Regions from separate parts of the Homo sapiens genome. Here region 2 is linked to region 1. The links are chromatin loops, found by intact Hi-C in ENCODE. Cell type or tissue: prostate gland. All regions are shown on one strand.

Region 1 (2,500 bases):
AACACAGCCAAAAAAGTGTTTAGTCCTCCTCCAGAAACTGGATTTCCAGGGTGCCAGGTCTAAATCTCTAGAAATCCCCTACATGACCAGAATAAGGCCTTCAGTGTTGATAAACTGGAAGGTTAAAGAAATTGCCTGGCTTGTATTCATTGCTATCAAATGTATTCATTCCTTGATAGCAGAGAAAGTTCTCCTTTTTGCCTTTTCTTCTGTCTCTTTTAAATCACAATACCCAAGGACCCTCAAAACAAGCACGATTTGCTTAGAATACTGCAGGCCCACAGATTTTGGCAGGAGCCCTCCAGGCTTTGTGCGAGTGTTTGGGAGGCAAGTTAATTTTTAAGTTTATTTTTTACTTCAAAAATCTACCTACCACTTGAGTCCTTTAAGAACACATCAAGTTTGAATATAAAATAGTAAATTAATTATAACAAATGTTTATATATAAATATTTATATAAGAATATAACAACTATATATGAATTATAACAATGTTTATGTGTATATATACATACATGTATTTATGTGTGTGTGTGTATGTGTGTGTACGTGCACAAACACACAGGCATTTTTCCACATTTTGCCAGAAATATTAAGTGGATGCAAAACTACTGGTTCTGGGCGTAGTGTCTGATGTGTATATATATGATATATATATATACATTTTGTAGAGATGGGGTTTCGCCATGTTAGCCAGGTTGGTTTTGAACTCCTCACCTCAGATGATCCGCCTGCCTCAGCCTCCCAAAGTGCTGGGATTACAGGCGTGAGCCACCACGTCCGGCCTAATTTATAAATTTATATATACACTTATATAAATGCCCAGAACCAGTATGTTTGCATCCACTTAGTATTTCTGGGGAAATTGCTATTTACTTGTTATTACTGATAGGAAATGTCACTGTGTTGACAAATTCATTTTGTGCCCTTAATTTGGAAGCCTCTGTAAAGTAACTGGGAAAATCTGAGTGCCCTCTAGTGGTGAGTGACCCAAATCTATGATCCCTGTGACCTAGAAGGGACTATAGATCCCTTTGTAGGTTTTAGCATGCTGAATAAAAATATACCGTGATATACAGACCACGTTGTATATTATGGTGTATTTTCACTCAGCATGGTCTGTATATTACAGTATATTTTTATTCAACATGTAATATTCTATCTGAATTAAGCCATTCAAAGCAATTCAAAATAAATCTCTTCCTACTTGAACAAGGTACAAGTAGACAAAAAGCTTTTTGATTTAAACAGTCATCAGGAAGATAGCAAGGGCTAAAAGACACTTCACTGGGAGTAGAGAACTCAATTTCCACTTTTGGTCTTGCCACTGACTAGCTGTGTGTATTGGACAAGACACATAACCCGCTCATCTTAAAATGAGAGAATTAAGACTAGAAGAGCTTTGGCCGGGCGCGGTGGCTCACGCCTGTAATCCCAGCACTTTGGGAGGCCGAGGCGGGTGGATCATGAGGTCAGGAGATCGAGACCATCCTGGCTAACAAGGTGAAACCCCGTCTCTACTAAAAATACAAAAAATTAGCCGGGCGCGGTGGCGGGCGCCTGTAGTCCCAGCTACTTGGGAGGCTGAGGCAGGAGAATGGCGTGAACCCGGGAGGCGGAGCTTGCAGTGAGCCGAGATTGCGCCACTGCACTCCAGCCTGGGCGACAGAGCGAGACTCCGTCTCAAAAAAAAAAAAAAAGACTAGAAGAGCTTTAACACCTGATCAGCCTTAATAGTTGATGTTGCCATGACTTTAGGTAACTGAGCTGAGTTACCTTACATCTAAAACAGGAAGAGAGTCTTACAAGACTAGATATTGAGAGAGTTAACGTGAATCAGAGGTGAAGGGATATGTATTATAGTTGGATGAGTTGTGTTGATGTGTCGTATATTTACTAGATGTTTAGTAGAAATAAAGATGGGTATACTTGTCTTTGTAGCCTTCTGGTGTGTAGTATAGGTCTGTGTGATGAGCTCCAGCATTCTTGTTTGAATTAAAATTTTACGTCAAGATACACAATTTTCCCTTCATTTTACCTGGTTTCATTTTCACCCTCTCTTCCCTTCTAACCAAGTTATATGTATTTACTGTCCTTAGGAATTACTTAGGCATATCCATCTGGCAAATTAGGAATTTTACATCATTTAGAGAGGAGAACTAAGTCTTTCTAGACCTGGAATATTATGTCTTTGCTCCAGGTTTGATCTCACTTGTACTTCCAGTGGTCTAAAAGTAGAGCAGGCAGCAGAGAAGGGCATGTGGCACCTCTTTTCTGTTGACACTCTTTTTTTTTTTTTTTTTTTTTTTTTTGAGACAAGGTCTTGCTCTGTCACCCAGGCTGGAGTGCAGAGGTGCGATCATGGCTCACTACACCCTGGATCTCCTGGGCTCAAGTGATCCTCCTACCTCAGCCTCCCAAGTAGCTGGGACTACAGGTACACAACACCATGCCTGGCTAATTTTTTAAATTTATTTTTTGAGGAGATGGGGTCTCACTCT
Region 2 (2,500 bases), 430 kb before region 1:
CGAAGAAATAGCAGTCAACTTTAATTCAGTAGACAGGGCAAGAAGAATCAAAGGGACTCTTAAATTAAACCCTAAGTAGTAGAACATGGAATCAGGCTTTAGGAGGTCAAGTAAGAGGTGGGAGAGGAGGAATTCAGTTCTACCAATATTTGAGTGCCTACTCTTTAACACACTTTCTAAACCCTGGCTTCAATAGTAACAAAAACAATAGCTTTCCTGTCTTTCTAGAGCTTACATTCTAGTAGGGGAAACAGGCAATAAAGAAAATAAAACTTGCAGCATTTCAGAAGGTGGAAGATACCCTGAAAGACAGTAAAGTAGATAATGGTGAACAGGAGTGAAATTTTAAAACAGGGAAGTTCTCACTGATAAAATGACATTTGAGTAAAGATCTAAAGGAGGTAAGGTAGTGAATTATATAGCTATGTGGGAAAAGAACATAAGCAGAAGGATGACTAATATGTTTGGAAAATGGCAGGGCAGCCAGATGGCTACAATGAAGAGAGGCAGGGGAAGAGAAGCAGGAGAAAAGGTTAAATAAATAGGACCCAGGAAGCAATATAATACAGGACTCTAGGGATTATAGTATATGATTGTATTGTGATTGTAAAGGCCATTGACTTTAATTTGATGGAAATGGGGAACCACATGGGATTCTAATATACATTTGAAGACTGTCACTCTAGCTGTTATACTGAAAATGGACTCCTTGGGGGCACAGGAAGAGCAAGATCGGTTAGGAGGCTGTTGCAGTTATCTTAGCTGAGATGATAGCAGCTTATAGCAGGACAGAAATGGTAAGGGCTGTGTTTTTTATACTGACTGTAGAGTATAGGATTTGCTGATAAGTTAGATGTGGGAGTTAGATGTAGAGAGAGAGAGAACTCAAAGATGACTCCAAGGTTTTAGCCTTTGCAAATGGCAAGACGTTGTTGTTTAGTGGGATGGAAAAGGCAGTTTCCCCAGGGAAGATCAGATGTTTAGTTTTGGGTATGTTAAATGTGAGATGCCGGCCAGGCATGGTGGCTCATACCTGTAATCTCAGCACTTGGGGAGGCCAAGGCAGGAGGATCACGTGGGCCCAGGAGTTCAAGACCAGCCTGGCAACATAAGGAAGCACCATCTTTACAAAAAATAAAAATTAGTGACTTGTGGTGGCACACCTACTCAGGAGGCTTAGGTGGGAGGATCAGTTGATCCCCAACAGGTTGTGGCTACTACAGTGAACTGTGATCACATCACTGTCCTCCAGCCTGGGTAACAGAGTAAAGACCCTGTCTCAAAAAAAAAAAAATGAGGTGCCCATTAAGATATCAAAATGTAAATGTTGAGTAGGTAGTTACATGAGTCTGGAGTTCAGGAAAAAAGTCTGGTCCTCAGCCTCCCAAAGTGCTGAGATTACAAGCATGAGCCACTGCACCCGGACAGAAAATATTTTTAAATGACGGAAATTACAACATGTTTGTATACTAATGGGAATGATCCAAACAGCGAAGTTAATGATGCAGGAGATAAGAGCGTCCTGCAGGTGGCATTAGTGAGCACTGTGGACCAGGATTTCTCAACCTTGGCATTATTGACGTTTTGGACCTGATCATTCTTTGTTGGGGGGCAGGGGGAGCTGTCCTGTGCATTGTAGGATGTTTAGCATCATTCCTGGCCTTGACTCTCTAGGTGCCAGTGGAACTCCCTCAGTTGTGACAATCAAAACGTCTTACACACGCCAATTATACCCCGGGTGGCAGAAAGGGGCAAAATTGCCCAATTGAGAACCATGGTTACAGGCTGACAACATGAGTTTCAAAGCTAGTTTTAGGAAAGAGGGCAAGTAAAGAGTCTGGGAGTAGCAAGGAAGACACCTAATTCCAGTCTCAGATCCAGTGGTATGAGCTGTGAGAGGTTAAAGAAAAAAAAAAATCAGGTTCCCATTTGAGAAGGCTCCAGGGGTTAGCCAGTTGGAGTTCAATTAGAGCAAGAAAGAACAGGGAAAGTTTAGAGAGGATGTTCAGAATAGGAGATTTTGCTGATGACTGAGTATGGGTTCCAGAAGTGATGACAGGATTTCTAGAGTAGGGTAAGAATAGGAGATGGGGTCTCAGTGGGATTGGAGGTTAAAGAGTTGTACAGGGATTAATGGGCATAATAAGATAGTATTGGTAGTCTCAAATCATATTTGGTTGGTGGGGCCCTTACTGTTGGGTAGGAGCAAGGGGCAAGTGTCTTAATAAGAGCATAGCATACAGATCACGGGTGCCTCATCACACCTGCCAGTGGTGTTGGTGTTAAGGCAATCTAAAACACCGAGATGTCTAGGGATCCTTTCCAATTCTTGAACTTTAAGAGTCCCTGGGCTCCCTCTTCATTCCCCTGGATGGAGGAAATTAAAGTACAGGGTGCTTTGAGTACAGGAGATAAGACACATGTACAAATAATTGCAACATAAAAAGGGTAGACTCAGTCTCCATTGTCAGAAGAGGAAATTGGGAAATATAACTTAGGG

Evidence for each region. A loop is a pair of places that touch in the nucleus more often than their neighbours do. Peaks named below come from ENCODE experiments on the same cell type or tissue, not always from the same donor. Only the 100,000 strongest peaks of a DNase experiment are listed, where the experiment ranks them.
Region 2: a loop joins it to region 1, with 7 times the contacts of the local background. A loop is called at or near these places in 7 of 110 quality-filtered maps.

Annotation. Positions count from the first base shown.
Region 1 is chr14:31,081,212-31,083,711 of GRCh38, forward strand. The region is part of intron 5 of AP4S1 (adaptor related protein complex 4 subunit sigma 1); the gene reads left to right. Among named protein-coding and RNA genes, the nearest start is that of STRN3, 56 kb to the left of the region's middle. RefSeq lists a silencer at 967-1,046. In prostate gland, a CTCF peak has its summit at 998 (motif pointing left); no DNase peak of the experiment used is centred here.
Region 2 is chr14:30,654,835-30,657,334 of GRCh38, forward strand. The region is part of intron 10 of SCFD1 (sec1 family domain containing 1); the gene reads left to right. Among named protein-coding and RNA genes, the nearest start is that of SCFD1, 34 kb to the left of the region's middle. In prostate gland, a CTCF peak has its summit at 1,526 (motif pointing right); a DNase peak (open chromatin) is centred at 1,547.